2 separate regions of the Mus musculus genome follow, and region 2 is linked to region 1. A link is a loop called in an ENCODE intact Hi-C map of the cell type or tissue named here. Cell type or tissue: heart. All regions are shown on one strand. Links, peaks and the distances in the headings refer to the core of each region. The heading gives the core; the rest is flanking DNA. Region 1 overlaps Palld (palladin, cytoskeletal associated protein). Region 2 overlaps Palld (palladin, cytoskeletal associated protein).

Evidence for each region. Hi-C counts contacts between places; a loop is a spot of excess contacts. Peaks named below come from ENCODE experiments on the same cell type or tissue, not always from the same donor. Only the 100,000 strongest peaks of a DNase experiment are listed, where the experiment ranks them.
Region 2: a loop joins it to region 1, with 2.4 times the contacts of the local background. A loop is called at or near these places in 1 of 42 quality-filtered maps.

What each region holds. Positions count from the first base shown.
Region 1 is chr8:61,605,057-61,616,409 of GRCm38, reverse strand. All of the region lies in intron 10 of Palld (palladin, cytoskeletal associated protein), which reads left to right. Among named protein-coding and RNA genes, the nearest start is that of Gm35254, 9.7 kb to the left of the region's middle. In heart, for the core only: no CTCF peak of the experiment used is centred there; DNase peaks (open chromatin) are centred at 5,689 and 9,429; H3K27ac peaks cover 1,701 bases.
Region 2 is chr8:61,747,845-61,759,197 of GRCm38, reverse strand. All of the region lies in intron 2 of Palld (palladin, cytoskeletal associated protein), which reads left to right. Among named protein-coding and RNA genes, the nearest start is that of Gm51576, 68 kb to the right of the region's middle. In heart, for the core only: no CTCF peak of the experiment used is centred there; no DNase peak of the experiment used is centred there; H3K27ac peaks cover 55 bases.

The sequences.
Region 1 (11,353 bases), core at 1,950-9,949:
AGCTATTCTTTGCACTGTGGGGGTTAACTATTCAGGACAGTGTTTGTTTCTCTATGTGGGTAGTGGATAGTTTCTCTATGTGGCTATGCACAGTTTCTCTATGAAGGCCAGAAGTCGTTCCTTTCATTTTAGTTCACCAAAAAAAACTTAGAAAGTATATTAGTCAGAAACTTAAAGTGAGAGAAGTTGAATTCACCCTGCTGAGCACTTAAAAGATTCCTCTTGACTGTGCCTGCAAGAGATTCCTTCCATTCCTGGTCCGGGGGTCACCTCTCTGGTGGGATGCCAAGCTGCCTCTTAGGTAAAAGAATGTGGGCTAGTTAGAAGCTTTGCTGGGGAGGAAGAGGGAGACCTCCACTCTGGCACTCATTGGAAGGAAACACAGAGATGAGAATGGGTAAAAATGGAAATATGTAGGGAATGTTCCCTTAGTTCCTTCCGCATTTTCTTAAGGCTGTGGGCCTGGAGCACTCTTCCCTGTCCTTGGTCTAATCCAATGCTTGAACTTGCCTGGATTTCCGTCGGGTGTCAAACCACTTCCCACAGTCCTAAGTGTGCAGTGTTCTTGCCCAACCTCGAGCCTCTCTGCCTAGTGTTTTCCAGATCTGGGATGCCCTTGCCCTTGCCCCCAGCTCCTGTCATACCTCAGACTCACCCACCCTTTCAAAGACCTCTGTGTGAACCTGGACACCTCTCTCCTCCTTGATACTCAGGCAATTGTGTTGACCCTGTTACTTTGGTTTTTGAGAAATTTGATCAATTGTTTGCTTGTCCTAAAGATTTTGTTGTTGTTGATGATGATGTCACTGTTTTCTATATTTGTATGTGAATGCCTGTCATAGATACCACCTGGATGCCAGAAGAAAAAAGTCAGACCTCCCTTAAACCAGAGTTACTGGAGGTTGTAAACCATCTGATATGGGGGCAGGGAACTGAACCTGGGTCTTCTGCAAGAGCAACAAGTGCTCCTGACCACAGAGCCTTTTGTCTAGCCCCTAGCCCTGTTTTTATATTCTCATAGATTATTCCACTCTGCACTTTATCATGAGAGGTTATGGTTTGCCACTGCTTCCCTAGCTTGTGAGGTCCTATCAAACAGTGATTTTGTTGTTGTTGTTGTTGTTTATTGTATTTGAAGCCCTTTCATCTGGACTCATAGCAACTACAGTATAATAGATGATCAATAAAGGTTAATGGCAAGCATGTTATCATCAAGTCTCCAACCATCTTTAGCATACACAATTAGAGACTAGTTGTTAGCGTTTTGTCTAAACTCCACCCCATAGTTACTTGGAAACAGTCAGGTATGCCAACTCACTATAAAAGGGGCTGCTTGCTCCCTCCTCATTCTCTTGTACTCTTGTTCCTCTCTTGCTCTCTTGCTTCTCTCTTGCTCTTGCTCTTGCTCTTGCTCTTGCTCTTGCTCTTCCCTTCCTGCTCCTGCCCTCTGCCCATTCCTGTCCTCTCTCTTTCTCTATGTGCTCATAGCCAGCCTCTACTCTTTTCTCCTTCTTCTTTCTTCTTCCTTCTTCTTCTTCTTCTTCTTCTTCTTCTTCTTCTTCTTCTTCTTCTTCTTCTTCTTCTTCTTCTTCCTTCTTCCTTCTTCCTTCTTCCTTCTTCCTTCTTCCTTCTTCCTTCTTCCTTCTTCCTCTTTCTCTTCTTCCTCTTCTTCCTCTCTCTCTCTCTTTCTCTCTCTCTCTCTCTCTGCCTTTTTCTGCCTCTACTACCCTCTTAACTCCTCTCCCCATACCCTTAATAAACTCTATTCTATACTGTACGGTCATGTGGCTGGTCCCTCATGGGGAAGGGATGCCTCAGCACGGACCTGCCAAGGCACCCCTCCCCCCCATACCCAACTACATCTCCATAGAACATATGCCCCCCCTCTTTATCTTTTTATAAACACATCACTGGTGACTTGATATCTTTTGCTCCAAAATTTCAGTAAAAAATTAATATGTGTGCTCTTTGTCCAACTGTATGCACTAGTCACTTAACATGAACGATCGTTGTCAAGCAGCAATTAGAGTATAAGAGTATTGTATGTGCCTATGTGTGAGGGTGCACTGTGTGGTGTGTGCAGTGTACATATGTTGCATGCATGGAAGTGTGCAGGTGCACATCCCTATCACTGAGGGTCTCTCTTTCTCTCTCTCTCTCTCTCTCTCTCTCTCTCTCTCTCTCTCTCTCTCTCTCTCTCTCTGCCTTATTCTATTTGAACAGGATCTCTCACTTACCAGAACATATTAGGTCCTGCTGGCTGCTAAGGACCTTCCAGTATTTACTTATCTGTAACTCCTAGTAATGTAGTTACAGACCTCCCCAGATTGGCTATTTGATACAGATACTACGGGTTCAAATTGAAGTTGCCATGCTTGCACAGAACACATTCTTACCCACAGAGCCATCTTCCAGATCATTCATATTTATGTATATATATATATATATATATATATATATATATATATATATATATATATACATACATACATCTCAAGACAATCCTATTTTCTTAGAGCTTATTATCTATTTCAATTAACAAAGGGGGGTGGGGTGCGCACATGTGTGTGTGTGTTTGTGTGTTTGTATATTGTATTAGGTCGTTACTTATTGGCTTCCCAGGATCTCAAGTCACTTGGGCAATTAGCTTCTCAGGGATTAGCTTGGTTAAGTTAATTGGTGTGGGAGGACCAGTCTTAATTGTAAGTGGAAGCATTTGCTGAACAGGGATCCTAGACTGTATAAAATGAGGAGAGCAAGCTGGGCTCTGGCATGCACTCATCTCTTTCTGTTTCCTGACTGCGGATGTGGTCCGACCAGCTACTTCCTGGTCTTGTTTCCCTGGTTACCCTGAAATGATGGACTGAACCTTAAATGGTGAGATAAAATGAACCCTTCTCATTTAATTTGCTTTTCTCACATCACAACATAGGAAAATATATGAATCATATGTTAATATGCACATTTTCACAGCAACGTTCACAGTTACATTTTTTTTCTTTCAATTGTGTACCTGAAACAATGCCTGGCATTAGTAGTCAAGGCTCTAGCTCACCACATATCTCCTCTCAGCACTCACAGTCAGTGAAGAACTTGCTGCCATCCAGACACAATGTAAGAAAACATCTCAGGAACTAAAGAAAGAGAGAGAAGGCCAGAAGAAGGGAAACAAATGTACGTACAAATTAGAACCTAACATGGCTCTTACAAGGCAGAGTGAGGACGCTGACCCAATTGAAGGTTTTGTAGAGACTTGAGAACAATACGAAACTCTGAATATCAGACTTTTGCAAACATTTGAATATCATGAATGACTCTATAGCAAGGTGACAATGGTATTCAATCGAATCTAATTAGACAACTATTTCAAGAAAAGAACTATTAAAGAGTTTTGAGAGCTCAAAGATCAGTTGAAACGCTAGAACATATCCCTTATATGTAATATAACACTGCCATATACCTCACTTAAGCCCATGAGAGCATCAGGATAACATATACTAGCTTCTGAGATAACTAGTGGTCTGGTTTTGAGCGGTGTTGAACACTGAGCTTTGAACAGCAGTGCCTTAGACAGACACAGAGTTTAGCATTGGCCTCAGCTAAGGACATTAAACATCAGCAGAATGAGAGCCTTTGAACCAGGAAATAAACAGGAAAAACAGGAAATGAGACACCACCTCCAAAGGCATCTCATTTCCCTAACCACAATATTATCCTATGTTGAAAATCCAATATTGGAAGTTTTTTGAGTCCATTTCTTTTGTTACTTCTGCTTACTCTCACGTACAGTACCATATTTCCATGTATCCGTAGTGACTTCAATTGTTTTATTATTTTACTGTAAGTGGCTGCTGTTCCTTGGAAAGTATGTTAATCCTCAGAGGCCTGTACTGAAGGTGGCTTCTTTTAGGATTGTGTTTGTCCTGCCAGACCTTCCCAAGTCTGACACAATTCTTTGCCGGGTTTTTTGTTTGTCTTTTTTTTTTTTTTTCTTTTGGTTATTCATTTATTTGTAACCATCCTAAGGCTGAATTTACATGTAAAATTATAGTTGTTTGTCTTAGAGTTTTCCTTGCTTCTCTGAGTATCAAGGTAACTTCCTTTATAACACACACACAGCCAGGCGATGGTGGCCCACACCTTTAATCCCAGCACTTGGGAGGCAGAGGCAGGCAGATTTCTGAGCTGGAGGCCAGCCTGGTGTACAGAGTGAGTTCCAGGACAGCCAGGGCTACACAGAGAAACCCTGTCCCCTGTCTCGAAAACACACACACACACACACACACACACACACACACACACACACCATGGATGGTTGGAGTGGCTTAAACGAAGGCTGCCTTTAAAAGAGGGTTGTCTTTACACCAAATACACCTCTTCTGAGGGCTCAAAGTCCTGTCCTCACCTAGCACCGCCCTCAAGTTTGTCTTGTATCTCTTGTTGCTGTTACTCATCAGCCCAGGGTCCTTCTGCTCTATTTAGATACAAATCAGGACTATGTCGATTGTTTCCTTGGAGTTTCACTGCAAACATTGAGTAACACTAGCCCTGGGCTCTTGAATTTACAGCTCAAGCCTCAAATGCTAAGGGCCTTCGGCTCTCTGCCTCTCCCAGGCGTTCTTGGCTAGCCAGAAATGGTAGTTGTTGGTGTGTCTCTTGAACTCTTGCGGAGTCCAGGCCTACAGCTCTTCCCAGCTTCTGCAGTCTCAGCTCCCAGTCTTTCTCGTGAACTCTTCAGCTGCCTTCTAGCTGTGGTCTTCCACTCAGGCAAGCAGCTCCACCCACTCTACTGGTGATACAAAGTAACAAACAAACAAACAAACAAACAAACAAACCCTACTAGCTCCTTGGCAACCTCTGGACATCTTTTCGGGTCAGTTTTGGTGTAGGCAATGTAAGGAAGCAAGGGACAAGGGTGGAAGAAGACAAGAAAAAAAATGTGAAAGAAACATTGGGAGATACAGCTTTTAAAGCTGTGCTTTAAAAATTCTTAGTGCTGACCAGGCAAGCGTGCTACATGCAAGGGCAGGGCGCTGACCCCAAGATTAAGTCCAGACTGATCTAAATTGGACATTGCAGGCCAGTCAGGGCTGCATAACCAGGCTATGTCTCCAATAAAAACAAAATTAAAAAAAAAATTTAAAGGTGATGAAATAAACGAAAAAAAAAAAAAGTAGTAGTTCACGATAAGGAAAGTTGGCTGCACAGCTCCTTCAGGAGGCTTACCAGACGATAAGCACAAAGCCAAAAGTTACACAGCAAGAAGTAAGGCACACACGTTCATGTATTCACAGTTAAAGGTATGAGGTGAGCCGGGTATAGGGACTGGCAACACTCATGTCAATGAACAGTTGGATGAAACTCTTCTTGTTCTAGTAGGTTGACCTCCAAGAAAACTCTCATCAGACTGTTACCTCGTCAGGCCAGGATTCCCCGAGACCCTTTGTCCAATGCTGATCTCCTTAGAAATGGGTTAATTCAGATCACTGGGAGGTATCCACAGGTTTTGCTCAGAGAGCCTTTCTGCTTGCCATTTCGCAAAGGTAACTAGTTTACAAGGGTCAGGGCCACGTTTGCAGACATATCATCCCAGGCAACTGTCAGACAGAACTGGCCTGTGTGGACAAAGAGGGCAGCATTTCTGGACTGCAGAGCTTGGCAGGAATTTCTGAGGGAATTGTCCAGAGCAATCTGGAGCGGGCCAGATGTTTCGAGACTATGCTTGCAACACACTGCAGTTATTGGTTTCAGCTCCTCGATCTTCTTCCCCAGCTTGCTGCTCTACAAAGAGATTCCATCTCAAGGGACATCTCTACAGCCTTTCCTAATAATAAGTGAGTTGTACTTAATGTGAAGACATTATGAACACGCCTGATTCTCAATTAGGATTCCTTGATGAGTATTTAGATTCGGAGTCAAATCTGAGGAGCCAGCTTTCAATTATATTCATTGACTTGATGGTTTAGGATGAAGTGTGTGTGTGTGTGTGTGTGTGTGTTTGTGTGTGTGTGTGTGTGTGTGTGTGTGTGTTTGTATGTGTGTCTGAGTGTTTATTTTCATATTTAAAACAAATGTGGGGAAGCATATGGCAACCATTTTCTCTCTTTTTTTTTTCTCCATCAAAACCTGGAGTATAAATTAGAAAATTGGAGACTTTCTAAACAGGCATGGAAATTAGAATGTGAATTAAAAGTTTTCCTGTTTCCCAACCCCGTCCCCTCCTCGCTTCCTGTATCCCCCCCTTCCTCTCCTCCTTTTCACCCTTCCTCCCTCCTCCCCTTTCCCTTCTTTGGATTATAGATTCCCCACCTAGTCTCAGCAGCCCAGATGTTTGTCTCTCTGAAGACAAGCCCAGCAATGAGAGCCCTCCCAAAGGCTAATAGACAGTTGAAACACTAGCATGGAAATATATGTAATCTCTGGGGCTCTTTAAGTATAGATTCCTTTTCTTTGGGAAAAAAAGGCAATCCCTGTGAAAAAAATAATTTTGGCATATATCTTGATATATTTCTGACCTCATGTTTGAAGATCTAGGTAGTATCCACACCCCCTTCCCCCCGTAACTATAACTGTAAGATCAAGTTGAAGCTAAAGCAAGATGATACAAAGACACTATTATGATTTTACCAGAATCCTAGATTTTTAAATTTGTGTTCTCTAGCTATGTCATGTCCAACCTTTTACTGAGAACCCAGGCACAATAGAAGGAAGACATGAGAACCTTCACCTGGTTCTGAGCAAAGCAACAGTAATGTGCAGAAAATGAGATGAGTTCAGCCAGAGACATTTGAAAGATGCTGTGATGGTGTTGGTATGAGAACTGAGAACTGCTCACCTCCGTTCCATCTTGCTCTGTGAGCTCCCAGTGTCCTGGAGTCATCCTAAGCTCAGGGCAAGGTGAGGATGAGGAAGGCCAGGGACAGGCATGGAAGAAACAGAGTCAACGGGTAAGCTCTTTCTTCCGAAGAGGCAGCATGAAATGAAGGAACAACAGATAGTTGTTTCCAGTCTGTCCTTCTGGGTTTTGCTAGCATTTGTTAATCATTCCCAAGGATTGAGACCTTGAGTACATACTGGTGACACTGTTCAATATTTCTGGCATAGAGTTTCAATATTTCCTATACCTAGACTAGTTCATTATATAGTCCAGGCTAGCCCTGAATTTCTTGTCTAGCCCAGGCTCACCTTGAAATTATAGGCCTCCTGTCTTAGCTGAATTGCAGTCATATACTACCACATCCAGTTAGAACAGCACTGTTTTCTCTTAGCAGAACTGTATGGTGCTCCTGTGGTAGAAGGAAATAAAATGATGCACAGGTTCCCCACTTCCTGGGACTGGGGAGATGACATAATGGTAATGTGCTGTATAACAATGATGATCTGAGTTCAGAGCCCATGTAAAAGCCAAAGGTGGTGACGTTCCTCCATCATCCCAGCACTCCTATAGTGAGCTAGGAGGCAGAGACAGGAGAATTCCCAGGAGTTCACAGGCCTACTGCACCAGTGAATCTCAGAGACTGTCCCAACAGATGGGAGGCTACAGTAAACAGCTAAGGTAGTACTTTGACAAACATACAAACTCACTGTACATGTCTGCATACACACACACACACACACACACACACACACACGGGTGGGGGTGTTAAAAAATTCACAAGTTTCATATGTTGTAAAACTTAAACAAATTTGAACCCATAAGCCACACTGTAAAACACCTGAGACTCATTGAGGGTATAAGTAATAGAAATAAATGGAAGCGTGTATTTGAGTACGAGTGTGTGTGTGTGTGTGTGTGTGTGTGTGTGTGTGTGTACATGCACATGCGCAGTGAGATGAGACAAGGTCTCGATGTGTAGCCCTAGCTGGCCTGGAACTTGCTATGTGGACTAGGCTGTACTCAGACACAGAGCTGAGCTTGCAGAAGGTACATTTATGCACTGTCTACAGCCAAGAATGATCTGAGTCTTCTCCAACAAAAGTTCATCCAAGCCCGTCTCAAAGTATCCTAAATAAAGAAGGGCAACACGGCACAAACTTTGAGAACTTGGTAAGCCAATTGCTGCTTCCACATCACTCACCATGGTAAGCACTATGGTACCAGGACAGGGACAAGAATGCTTTCTGGGTCCTTCAGTATGCTTTGTGCAATGACCAGACTGGTAGCTTTGAGTGTTGGTAGCAGCATCTAGCACAAAGCCTGGCAAATAATGAGGCCTCAGCAACTACCACAATGGACAAAGGAAGAAAAAAGATCGTTACTGGTGGCTAAATAAGAAATAATACCAACTTTAGTATATCCTGTATATTTTTGTTTCTAGCCTCTGGAAGTGAACTCCATTTTTGGTTTTGGTTTTTTGGTTTTGTTTTGTGTGTGTGTGTTTGTGTGTGTGTGTGTGTGTGTGTGTGTGTGTGTTTTGTTTTTGTTTTTATTTTTGTTTTTGAACAAGCCTTGGGAACAAACTGTGGATATTAATTGCATAAGGGTACCTTTTGAAAAAAATATTGTTCCTTCTTAATTTTTCAGTCCAGTTAGACAAAGGCTAATTGCTAAGGGAATAAAAGCTGGAAAACTGCTTTGTTCAGCTTATTGTTTCAGGTTCCCCTTTGCAGTGTGGATGATGTGTTTATTTGACATAATAAATACCACCGGCCACTTTGTTCCAAGACCCAAAAGGCTGTGTGCTTGCTTGGGAGGAATTTCTCGGTTGTTTATACGTAAGGAAACACTACTCTGTTTTATTGGATGGGGCTGGGGCAGCTTCTTTCTTAAATAGGGAATGTAGAGCGGGGAGCTTTTTTCCATACACATCCAAGCTGAGAGGCCAGGAAGGATTCTTCCACGCTTGCTTCGGATGCCTGGCTGTTCTCAACTCCAGAGAGCAAGGGAGACAGAATTCATTGGAAATGTGTCTCCTTTGGTTAGGAGCACAGACCTTTACTTTATGTGTTGGCAGAGCCACTTAAGCCTGTGCTACATATTTTCTTAAAGTATTAGCTGGAACATTTGGCATGGAGAAAGTTGAAAACCAAACCAGATCACACTCTGTCAGCCAGAGCTAAGTGGCAGGATGCTGCCATTAACCTTTAATTAAGTAGCCTGGGGTGAGAAGGATTGAGGGTTTGGGTTATTTTACGGTTTACCTGGGGTTGGTTTCTTTCTTTCTTTCTTTTTTAATACATACCTTATTACATGAGAAAAGCAGCGGTGTGAAATACACACTTTGGGGTGAATTCCAGTGACTGCTGCAGAGTAACAATCCTCCCAAACTCTCTTTCCTTTTGATTTGCAGAAGGTACTCCTTAAATGGGCATAACTGGTGGCTGATTGGCTAATGAACTTCAGAGAAGGCTGAGTCAGAGCAAACAGTGGAAGCCAGCTACGTGTGTGTGTGTGTGTGTGTGTGTGTGTGTGTGTGTGTGTGTGTGTGTGTGAGTGAAGGGGGAGCAGTGGGCAAGGGGGCGGGGATGAAGGCAGTCTGCAAGCTTAGCAGAATGTTTGAACGAGACAAAGAGCAGTTCCAGCGACCAAATAAGGAAGTCGATGCTGAAATCTTTCAGAATAGAAGTGTGTCAGAGTGGAAGCAATCTGGGAGAGGGAAAGAAATGCGGCAGAATGGCAAAGGAATTTCTCTCTCTCTCTCTCTCTCTCTCTCTCTCTCTCTCTCACGCACACACACACACACACACACACACACACACACACACAAAGTCGACAGTGAACGCATCTCTAGCTATTAAACAGTGGTGAAACATAGAAACATACAGGCTGTGTCTAGCCTTTTCTGTGGTATTTTGTAGACAACTGCAGACATGCTTAGAAGCTCTTAGAAACTGCTGAAGTAATAAATAAACTGTATCTTGTAACACAGAGACACACAAAAACACACAAGATGAATACTGGGAAACTCCGTGGGCCCTCTCTTATCTGTAACTATTAAAACTTTGTAAATGAAAATAACTGAAGTTACTAAGAACCTTGAAAGACAATGTTTAACTATCTTAAACCTTGACTTTAAGCATCCTTTAAAAACAATGCAGACTACTTACCCTAATAGTCAAGTATCCATTATGTACTAGGAGTTCCTTACTGTGTATAGTTTAAATATGCAAGTTGTTACTGAAGTTGTTGAAGAGAACCTCCATTGTGTGTCTTCAAAATACCACCTTCCAGACTTCCCAAAGCAACATTATGAATGACAGTATGGATGAGGACTAATATTATTATTAGTAGTAGTAGTATTAGTATTTGTCTACACTATGGTTTAGACAGGACATGGCTTGAGAAGAAGAGTTTCAAATACTCCTAGGCATAATAAGAAATGCCATCTGATTTGCTTTGTGTTCTTGTCACTGGTTGGTGCCACAAACCCAACATTATGGAATTTCTTTCCTGATAACTAGAAACCTATTTAAATGGACACAGCTAATGAGGAATACAAGGCATTGGTCCTGAGTTAGCTTTTTCAAAATCTTGAATGAACCTAAGTCCTTTGACAGCTTTAAGTTAGGGTAGAGAACAGATCTGTTCTTCTCTTCCCACTCCAGATACACAGGGGGACCACCCACATTTGAATAAGGACGTATTAGACCTCTATCTAATAAGAACTAGAAGAGTCTGGGCACAGATCTGACAGATGGGCGATAAACAGTCTCAACACCCCAAAGACTGACCACCACCTTTAGATGACTGTAGCATGCTAAGTACATCCTGGGTCTACACCTCCTTAAATGTAAACATAATCTTCACTTAGTGCCACCTGCCCCACTCTTCTGTAACATGCAAGGGTTGTGTCACAGTCACAGTCAGAGAATTGAAAATGGAAATTAGACACTATTATACTCAAAATTGTCTCCTTTAGATGGTCAACTGCAGCCTAGAAATGCTTCATAAACTGACTCAATATTTAAGAGCAAACAACAACAACAATGAAAACAACTAGCAGGGAGACTGAAGAGGTGGCTCAATGGGTAAGAGCTCTGGCTACATTTCTAGAGGACCCGTGTTCAACAACAGAGCAACTTAAAGCTGCCTGAACTCCAGTTCTAGGGGACCCAATGTCTTCCTATGGCCTCTGTGGTCACGCATGCATATGCACAGGAGTATGGGCACTGCAAACATATTCAGGCAAGATACCTATTCAGGCAAAATACCACATAAAATACCAATTTTTTTTTAATTTAAAAAAAAAGGTCAAAAAACAAAAACCCCACATGTAAAGCTATACTTCCAGAGACACACTTTCTCCAACAAGGCCACACCCACTCTAACAAGGCCACACCTATATAAATGAACCTATTGGAGCCATTCTTACTCAAACCACAGGAGGTCTCACACTGGCCTGGAACTTACCAA
Region 2 (11,353 bases), core at 2,252-10,251, 140 kb before region 1:
TTAGCATGCAGTTGGCTGTGGTTCTAGGGAACAAGTGGCCGGCAGAATACAATAGGGAGGAATACATTCCTGATGACTCCTCTACCATGGAAAGACTGAGAACAGAAAAGCTGGCCTTCCCCCATTCCTACTACTCGTTATGCTTTTACAAGTATTGGGGGGCGGGGGGGGGGATTCTGGAAAAGATCGCTTCTAGAAGCAACCAGCATTTCTTTTAGCGAAATGCAGATTCCTACAATCTACTTCTATCAAAAGCCCAGATACAGAGCCTGGCACCTGACAAGCCAGATGGGATTCTGAGGTCACCTCTGCTAGTGGTAGGCTACTGATAAAGGGCAAGAGTGGAGTGTGGTGCCCAAAAGGCCTGACAGAGGACCATGTGAGAAAGGGACAGTTCTCCAAAGATAGCTTTTTTTTTTTTTTTTTTTAATATTCTGATGATATCATTATCATTGACAGAATCATCGGGATACTGGAATGTAGCTTGCCATCCTAGCAAGGCACATTGAATTCCTAACCACAGGATGAAAACAGACTTTCAGTAACCCTTTTTAACACTTCTAAGTAGACTCAGCAAAATGCGTGTTTATTTCTGTTGCTGATAAATCCATGGGAAATCTCTTCTGACCCCAGCAATTAAATAAATAAATTTTAAAAGTCCTAGTTTATAACTGCTGGAATAATGGCTGAAAGATTATTTTCAGTAACCCAGAATCTTGCCTTTCTCCCTGCCATTGTTTTAGAAATTACAGAAAGATATGACCAGCATGCATTTGGGCTGCCCCCACCCCCCAACCAGCTGAAATGAGCAGTTATCCTTAGGTTATCTGATGAAAAGATTGCTGCTGCACGCACTACCAGGATGTAAAATACTATGTCTCAGAGAAGATTATAGCTGGTAGACACACACGTCTATAGTTGCTATGCTTCTTTGTCCTGGTCCCTTAAGGAACAAGACCTACCTTCAACATGACAGTGTTTGTTTGCAGTTTGTCTGTTTGTTTCTTGATTTTTCTGGGTCCTTTGCCCCTCCCACTACAAATCTACCTTGACTAGAGTTGGCAGTGATGATTCTGTAGGGCTAAAATTAGAAAGTTCTCGGGGGGCCATTTAAACATATCCTTCTTGTCTCCTAGAAGTTCTGCAGAGCCTCCTTGAAAATGCTCACTTTAGCAACAGCTGTAAAACAGTAAAACGATAGCTAGGTACACTAAAATAGCACTTTTATTTGGAACATGTTTCCCTCTCAAGCCTTAATCATACTTAGCCAGTGTATGTTAAACTTTGTTTCCCAGAGGTGCCTACAGGCTCGCTCGCTCATGCATTCACCATCCCTCCAAAGACTGTATACTTAACGCTTTGAAAGCTCCTTTAAATAAATAAATAAAAATAAGCAAAGATCCAGTTGCACTTGCAGCACACACGGCCGGCTCTTCTGATGTGACAGCAGATGGCAGTCGCAAGAGCTTTATTTGTGCCTGGGACAGCTTAGCTAAGTGTCTCGTAAATTAATCATGAATTGAATAATTGATTTCTCACACCTTGGGCTGTTCTTAACTCCTCAGTTATACATTTAAAGACAGGTTACTACAAAGCTCTGGGTCCCTTAGAATTCTCGTCAAGGGCTATTGAGCATTTGCTACAGTTGGGTCCACTCTACTCCTCACGTGCTCATTAAGACACCTGGACATAGAACTTCAGGCTCTCCTGGCTGTCCCATTTCCAGGACAGCCTCAGTGAGTGACCTCCCATTCGTTGGTCAGCCCTGAAGTTGGCGGTGCTGATGGACACAATGAGTTTCTGTGAATGTAATTAAACCTGCCTCTGCCAGTCTGCCTGTGGTATTTGTGAATGTTTTCATAAGGAAAACTGTTCTTGGGCTCCATCTGCCCTCTGTGGTTTGTGTCATATTGCGTTTGCTGTTCTGCAACCCTTGCAGTTTTGTGTGAGTGTGTGTGTGTGTGTGTGTGTGTGTGTGTGTGTGTGTTTCTGGAATGATTGCGCTATGATGTCATGTGCTATCTCAGTGTAGAACGTTTAAGGCTCTTGCTGAGGTCCATACGCCTGGGGGGTAGGGGCTAGGGTGGGTGGGGGTGGGAGCTCCCTCAGAGCGCACTTGGTAGCTACTCCCCGACTCCCTGTCTGCTCCAGCACATTCCATTGCCTGGAGACCAAAGCCACCAAATGATTTGCGGTCAGAGTGATTTGAGGCTGGTTAGAGATGATTTAAAAGGAAGGTTATGGGCACATGAAGTGTAGGGTAAGAAAATATATTTTACTACTTTGGAGACCACATGGCTCCAACTTCAACTTCTTTTTTAACATAGAAATTGTTGCCTGAACTGGCTCAAGGTGGCCCCTCCCCCACCTCAGGTTTTTTTTTTCTTTTTTTCTTTTTTTCTGGCTCATGGCAAAAGGCAATATTCCCTATTGATTGTAAGCTTGACCTTCCCCTTATTTCTGGAAATTGTTAAACTTTTTCATGCTCAAAAGGACAGGGGAACGTGAATCTGCTGGCTGCACTCGTTGGCTCATTGTTAAAGAAGCAGTCCCACTCTTCCCAATATATGGAAGAAGGATCTCCAATACTAAGTCTGGAGGAGAATCAGTTACACAAGAAGCAAAGGCAGGTTGAACAGAAGGTCACAGAATGTCTTTGTGGAGGTACATGTTACTTGATAAGTGGAAGAAATGATTTGGGTCAGCCTCCTGAGGATTCAGTATACCCTGTGATTAATAGTGGAGCCAAACGAAACATGTAATCTTTCCTAATTCACAAATAATGGTGAATGAGCTCAGAGACCAGTGACCTCTTCTCATTAGTGGTCCTTGGAAACACATAACCTTGGACCCATGTTTCATTTGTGAGATCAATCTACCACCCCCTTCTAAGCAAGCTATCGCAGATTGGTGCTGTCAACCAGCTATCACCACCGAGCAAGTTCCCAAATCTCTCTCCAGTATGAATGCCTGGTATTACTTCATTCTGCTGGTTACATCCATTCTGTTTTAATCCAAAGTATGTGCTCGAACCTGGTAGTCCACTCAGTGCTAATCAGAAGACAGCGCTCATGTTCCGGCTTGATGTTATGAATCTGGTTGAAGAAGCTAAGCTACCTAGAAAGCTCACTTGGGAACTCAACCCATCGGCTGGCCATCATGAGCTTGGCATCTGAGAGCCATCACTACAAGATAATGGAAGGCTGCTTGAGATGTCTCTAACAACTTGGTGCTCTGCAGTCTGGCTAAGCCAATCTGGAGTCCTACAGTTGGGGCCTATGTGCAGTAAGCAGCTTAAAAGAAAGCACATGGAGATCGGATTAGCATGATGGCTTATGGGAAAAACATTGAGGAGACATACTGGATGATGAGAATTAAGTGACACTGGAACTGAAGATGCTGATTCTGTTTGCCACCAAGTAACCTTGGACAGATTACATTAAAATTTTAACATAGGGGGCAGGTTTGAACTATGTTTTATCCTGTTCTTAGATGTAGTGTCCTTAGGCTGACACTAGACAGCAAACAGAGAAGGTGGCGTTATCTCTACTGTACAGTTGTGGAAACTGGAGTAAGGTACGGGGGTTATTGATGTTTTCAAGGTCACACAGCAAGTCACTGTTGGTATTTGGTCTCAAACTCAGACCTCTGTAAACGTCAAGTCCCATATTCTTTCCACTGTAGCAGGCAGCCCCCCACAACTCTTGACCTCTACAGACCTCACTCTCCTCATTTGCAGAAATGAGACATTTGGCTCAGAATACCAGTAGACCAGTCCAAGTTAAAATTCTGTGTCTGATGAATCACTGGCTGGAAAGGACTTTAAGAAATCACTTAGTCATATTCCTCACTTCCAGCAGGCCTCTGTCGACTATTTTGAAAGGAAAATAAAGCCCTTTTTCTTACAACCAAGTGCAGAAAGAAGCCTGGCCCAGGAGAGTGTCTAAACACAGAACACAGTGAGGAATGAGAAAAAGTGACATGCCAGTGCTCAGTGGGAACTCTGAACTCTCTGAAGTTTGGGTCTTGCCTTAGTAGAGGTGAGCATTGAGGGGCTAAGGGTGCGGCTCTGTTGTAATAAAAGTTAGGTGGGTCTTCCTCCCAGCCCCATGCTCCCAGAAATAAGACTCTGACTTAAAATATATTTACAAATATCTTGGCCATACAGCTAGGCTCTTCTCTGACTAGGTCATGATTTAAAATAACCCATTTATTCTAATCTACATTCTGCCACATAGCGGGTTACCTGTGCTCAAGCACCATGTGTCTGAACTCTGTCGCATCTTCCTGGGTGAATCTGACACACTTGGCACTATCCCAGAACCCTTTCTGCCTCTCAGGTGTTCCACCTCCTATTTCCTGCCTACGCCATAGGCATGCAGCTTTACTGTTGACGGTGCCACATGCATACAGGCATAAGATATTCTCTCTACAAGTTGGTAGAGTGCTTCCCGAACGTTCTCAAAGCCCTGGATTCAATAGCTGGCTCTGCATAAACCAGGCATGGTGTATATACCTATAATCTTAGCACTTAGGAAGTGGAGGAAGAAAGATCAGAAATTCAAGGGCATCCTTGGTTATATAAAGAATTCAAGGCAAGTCTTGGCTATATAAGACCCCATCTTAATAATAATGATAATAATAACTAACACTTTGTCAAGATCTAAAGTAAAAGAATCACTAACACACCTTATGGGTAGGAAAGAATTACAAGACAGGGAGAATTAGGAGCTTTAGAATTACTAACGGCTCCTGGAGGATATGGTGATTGAAAAAGGAATGGGAACATTTCTGTTCAAAGAGATAGAGCCCTCTTTATCTGATGGGAGGGGCAAGCAGGACACTATGCTCCACTTGTTCTTGGTTGGTTTGTACTGATGGATGTGGTGCAGAGAGAATGAGAAGGGACTTCACTTTAATACGCTGCCTCTGAGCACCTTAAAATGTCTTCCTTGTGTCCCAGCATGGCTCTCAGTAGCCAGAACCACCAGTTAGAGTCCACCCACCATGTTAGAAAATGACCAGCAACCAGACTTAATCATATCTTGCTCATCAATCTTAGCTATAATCTTCAAAACATTAATCATTTGTCCATGACCTTCCTGTTCCATTTCCAAGAAATTGATGTTATAAGCAGGACAGTGACTTTGCAGACAGATGTAAGTCACTATTACAACTCTCTGATTGGCTTAGGTAAGCACTATGTACTCTAAGCCTCACCCACTCACCTATGAAATGGGCTAACTATGCCCACATTAATGTTTGATATTCCTTAGAAATTAGTCCTGGAATAACGGTCAATGGGCTACATAAAAATTAGTTTGCATCATTAGGAAGAGTCCAGGTTCAGGCCATTTCTTAAAGCTATAAAGTCATTTATAATCTCTTCCTGTTTTGTCTCAATTCCATTCCCAACCTAAACAGAAAACAACTATCTAGCTTCAATGTTCAGTGCTTTCAAACCTTTAGGACTATGAAGAAGTGAATATCTTTCCCTACATGAACAGTGCCCCTGACACTCTTGGTTACAAGTGACAGTCCCTGGAGTGATCTCATCTATTTTGAGTCTAGACTATAACCTAGGGTCTGCTTTGTCCTTTAACTAAGATCTGTTTTCCTTAACATCTTTGCAGTCCTTTAACTAAAGCTTCATCTCAGTCAGTCTTAGTCTGGTTAGGTTGTTATAGCAAAATATCCCAGACTGGATGGCAACAGAAATTTATCATTCACAGCTGAGATGGGAACTCCATGACAAAGATTCAGGAAGACCTGATGGTGAGTGAATGAATGGTCTGCTCATAATGTGGTGTTTCTCATTATATTCGCACATAGAGGAAGGACTAAAGAGGTCCCTTGGCCTTCTTTCATAAGGGCGCTAGGAGGAAAAGCTCCTTTCTCCTAGTAATCATCTTGGAGGTGAGACTTTCAACATATGAGTTCTGCATCCACACCAACATCCACACCAACCAATCAGTATATCCTGGAATTCCACCACAGCCCCTCCTTTCCTTGTCCTCATTCCAAGGTGGCTTCCTGGTATTCCTCATCCTCCATTTCTGCTCCCCACACCCCTATCTCTGGAATGGACTGCATTCTCTCTTTCACCCTTCTCTCAAAGACAGATACTCCTCCCTAAGACCTTGTAGCTCTCTCCAATTTGGCCCTCTCATGACATCAGCCCATCAAACAGGTGTCATATATGGCATATTAGGGTCAATGCCCAAATCTCTCAGCACATTTCTTAGTTTCTTTGCAGTGGCCAGAACACTTTAGGATGTTAACCCACAACTATCAGACTGTTCTCCCATATCACAGAATATGAATCTACATAATCATGAAAGACAATGGAATTCATCTGGTCAGTTATGTTTATTTTACACATGAGAAAACTGAATTACAGAAAAGCTAACTCCCTAGCCTCAAACTACAACTCTGCCCTAGACCTGGGACAGCTTCCAAATTCACCTGCTATTGCTTTTCATGATCTTCATATTCTAGTTTGATGTTTATCCTGTTAGAGTTTGTACCTAGAGTGTCCATTACAGATTGAATTTTGAGGGCTTGGTCCTCCACATGTGGCACTGTTTTCAAGACTCCAAGAACTTTCAGGATGTGAGGCCTACCTGGCAGATGTAGATTCCTAGAAGTGTTCTTCTGAAGGTTTTATCTACTCCTGGTCATAGCCCCAAGCCATTTACTTCGTGGTCCACCATCTTGTGAGCAGCCAACTCTGTTCCTATTGCCACAGAAGGAACTGAGCTGCTCTGCTCTGCCCTCCCCACTGTGATGAACTGAAACCACGGTTCAAAACAAATCTGCCCTCTCATTAGTTGTTTCTATCAGGTATTTTGCTTGCAACCATGCAAAAGAAGTGAATGCAGCTTATTTGACCAGTACTTGGAAATCAATCAATCAATCAATCAATATCTCTCTCTCTCTCCCTCTCTCTCCACATGAGCAAATTCAAAGGACAGACTTTCACAAGAAAGACTTTGTTTTGCTTTATGTGAAACTCTTCTGCTGGACTTACGCATCTTTTTTCCTCAAGAACATCTGGTGATTGTCAACTTTAGCTCTTGGAATAGAAGAGTCGAGTCCCTGTAGCTTTCCTCTCTTTAGGTTAAATAACCCCAGCTCCTTCTGCTTTCCCAGAGTGGTTCTTCTCCAGGATGTTCGTCATCTTTATTTCTATCTGTTGAACTAAGTCCAAGGACTCTTTGCTTCTTAAACTGTGAAGTCCAGCACTGGACAAGGAAGGCCCATAAAGGTATGCTAAAGTGAAAAGGGCCTCACAGTTCCTTCAAACTGTGCTTCAGTCAGTGCAGCCAACACATACAGCCATGTTTGAAGTGCTGGCTGGACCTCACGGGCTCGTTTTCAGCTTATTATCCTCGTTTGGCGAGACGTTGCCTATGTGTTTGTGATAATGATCATTTCCTCCAGGATCATCCAGAACTTTTCCTACTGAGCTGTTTTTTCCTTTGTCTCTTGCTCTTCTCTAATTCATCAACCCATTGGGGACTCTAATCATGGTTCTTTTATTTCTTCATTCTTAACACCAGCTACTGTCCCACACAGTGTATCCATTTACTTCTAATGAAAGCAGACCCCCAAATACTTCTAGCCCCTCCAGCTCTTCTCCCTCATGGATCAGCAAGTTGGTCCATCTCCCACCACCAGGTACTCCAGTTAACTATCAAATGAAGTTAGAAATTCTGAATGGAATAATAGAGCACCAAAGAGCCCTATAGGACATTCGTAGTTAGAGGCTACAACATAGGTAAGTTTAAAATCACAAACTCAATCAGGTTTGTCTTGGAAGTTTACAAAATTCTACTTTGGCCCCCAAATGTGATCATTATAAACATTTGGATCTTAGAAATGGCATTTTCCTTTATTATCTTCAACAATTCTTACACAGGAATTCACTGACACCAGGTGTGAGATGAAGAGTTCAGGCTCAATGAAATAAGTGATTCATAAGACTACACAGGGACAGTACTCAGGGGCGCTGTCATTACATGCCTCGTGCTGTACTGTGTGACAGTTGTTTAAAGTCTTAGAACTTTAAAAAAACAGTCGCCCTCTACCCCAAATCCCAATACCTAACAAGTAGTATGTTTATCAAAAATACAGATACTAGGACCAAGGCTTCAAGACATATTAATTTACTAGCCTGAGTGGAACTCTGAAATAATACAGTTTATTTTACTCTATTTTTATTTTTGCAAAAGTAATGAATACAGATTCTTTAACCAGCATTTGGAAAGGTGTCCCTTTTCTCTTCACTTGAGCCCAGGTTGGCCTCTAGGTTTCTGTGTAGTGAAGGATGACCTTGAACTTCTAATCCTCCTGCCTCCACTTCCAGAGTGATAGGTGCATTATAGGAATGTACCACCATGGTAGGATTATGGAGTATTGGGGACCAAACCCAGTGTTTCCTACATTTTAGGCAAGCACTGTCCCAAGTAAGCTTATTTAGCCTGGAGCAGTATCCCAGCCTGGATCTACATTTTATCAGGATATTTAGAAGGTTTAGAAGAGCCAGTAGACGTACTTGTGAACCCTTTTTCCAGGCCAGACCCATTAAAGTACAACAGATTTGACTATGTATACCACAATCAGGCAGAAAAAAAAAGTCCCATAATCCAGACAGTTATGGTGGCTTTCCCAGCTCCCCTGCGTCCATAGCTGTGGCTCTCAGAGCCAGCCACCTCTCCTCTTCTGAGTCAAATATGCTTTTGGCTCCTTTTGATTTGTCTTTTTCTATTTGCGTGTGTGGTGGTGTATGTGTTCATGTATGCATGTTTCCAGGCACAGGTGTACCTGTGAGAGAGAGAGTTCATATGTGTGTTACATGCATATGGAAACTTCAGGTGGCTATTAGAATCATTTTCAGTGTTCTTCTACCTTATTCATTGAGTTAGCTTCCCCTCAGTCAAACCTAGAGCTCACCAATAATGGCTAGTCTTGCTAGCGGGCTTGCTCTAAGGATCCCCCGTCTCTACCTTCCCATCTTGAAATTACAATTGATTTGCCCAGATACCCAGCATTTATGAAGATTCTGAAGATCTGGACTCTGGTCAATATGCTTACATGGCAAGTGTCTAAAACACTGGCAACCCTAGCCCTTGAGGTTTACCAACTTTTCAGTTTTCTGCCTTGGCTTCCCATTTTGGTTGTAGATAAATGACCCTTGATTCTGGGCTTCTCTGTAGCTCCCAGTCAGGATACATTTTCAACAATGCCTTAAACTAGACCTGATCCTGAATGCTGGACGGTCTGATGACTTTCAGACGTCTTACACTGGTGCCCCTTTAATTGCAAGCACTCCCTCTCCTAGTCAGGCTTCCATTGTTGTGATTAAACACTGTCCTAGGAAGGGTTAACATGGCTGTGATGAGCACTGTCCCACTCCAGGATGACTATTGCCATAAGGAAACACCATGACCAAAGCAAGTTGTGGAGGAAAGGGTTTATTTTCCTTTCATTTCCACAACACTATTCATCACCAAAGGAAGTCAGGACAGGAATTCAAACATGCCAGGAACCTGACAGCAGGAATTGATGCAGAGGCCATGGAGGGGTGCTGCTTACTGGCTTGCTCCTCGTGGCTTGCTCAGCCTTACTTTCTTATAGGACCCAGGACTGCCAGCCTAGGGGTGGTCCCTCAATGGGCTGAGCCCGCCCATATCAATCACTAATTAAGAAAATGTCCTACGGGTATTTACTCAGCCCAATCTTATGGAGACATTTTCTCAATCGAGGCTCCTTACTCTCAGATGATTCTAGACTGTATCACATTGACATAAAAGTAGCCAGCACACCAACCTTAGTATCACTTACAATGTATGCTGAAGAAGTCTTGATAGCCGGTTCCCTCAATTCCCTTCGCTAAGATAAAAGCACGTTTTTTTGTTTTTTTGGTTTTTTTGCTGTTTATAATTTTTTTTATTATGTATTTTCCTCAATTACATTTCCAATGCTATCCCAAAAGTCCCCCCCACACCCCCCCCCACTCCCCTACCCACCCATTCCCAATTTTTGGCCCTGGCGTTCCCCTGTACTGGGGCATATAAAGTTTGCCTGTCCAATGGGCCTTACAATCCAGGTGCTTTCATATACTAAAAGAAGGCTGAGGTCTAGACATAGTTGGGTACCTACTTGGGTACCAAAGAGTGTGCTGACTCCTTCGCATGAACTGTGCCTTGTTATCTTGTTGTGTGTATGGTACAATACATATTTAAGATGGTGTTCTGTGATGCTCTTAAGGCACCTAGAAATGAGTGTTCCATGAATTATAAATAGCAACAGAAACCCACTATCTACCAGAGAAAGTTGGGTCTTCCAGGTACAACGAGCAAGATGTGTTAGGCCAGATTCGTTTAGCAGTGTTTCACCAAAAAGGAGGTTAAGTCTGGAAGAAAAGAAATGACCTGAGATCAAAGCAGATTAACAGCATGGTTGAAAATTTACATGGAAACAGAGTTGAACTCCCAGTTTGTGTTGACAGGGTCCATCATTGCTCCTTTCTGCATTCCTTTTCCAAGCGTGGGGCGTCTTTTTTACAGCATACTTGACGCTTCCTGTTCTTCATCAGAAACATCCAGATTGTGGTTGTTGGACAGGAAACAAAAATAAACTTTGACGGCAAATAGCACTGCCAAGTGTTACCCTCTCACCTTGGTCTCTGCTATCTTGTGACACCCGGAAAAGAAATTTCCAAGCGTAAGTGTCCTGAGAGGCTGTCAGACGTGTGCCTCGTTGTCCCTTTAGCAGATGTGAGGGCTTTTGGAGAAGAAAACAAAGTGCTTGAGACTGGAGAGACAGGGCTGTTTTGAGCCTCCATACCGACTAGCCTCATAGCCTTAGAATACTGTCAATTTACAAAACTTTAAGGTGTGTGTGTGCGTGCGTGTGCATGCATGCATGTGCATGTGTGCTTTTATTTTGTATTTTTGTTGTTATTGTTTTTAAAGAAACTGTTACATGCTGTGTGTAACTTGAAAGACTATAGAACAATACTAATGCTAAATGACTTATTAGAAGATCTCAGAGCATGACGGGAGATTCTACACCCTACCTGTGATTAGGTCAAGTTCCACACAAAGAAACAACAGGCTAGTTTGCTAACCACAGTGGAAGAATTGCATTGGGGTGGAATTCTTATCCAGATTGCATTGTCTGACTTGAGGATAATATACAGGAAGCAATAAGGGTTGGTTGGTTCTTTCTTTCTTTCTTTCTTTCTTTCTTTCTTTCTTTCTTTCTTTCTTTCTTTCTTTTGGTTTTGCTATTAAGCTACGGAGAACTTGCCATCTCAAAACTGGCTTAACAGTGTTAACAGTTATTG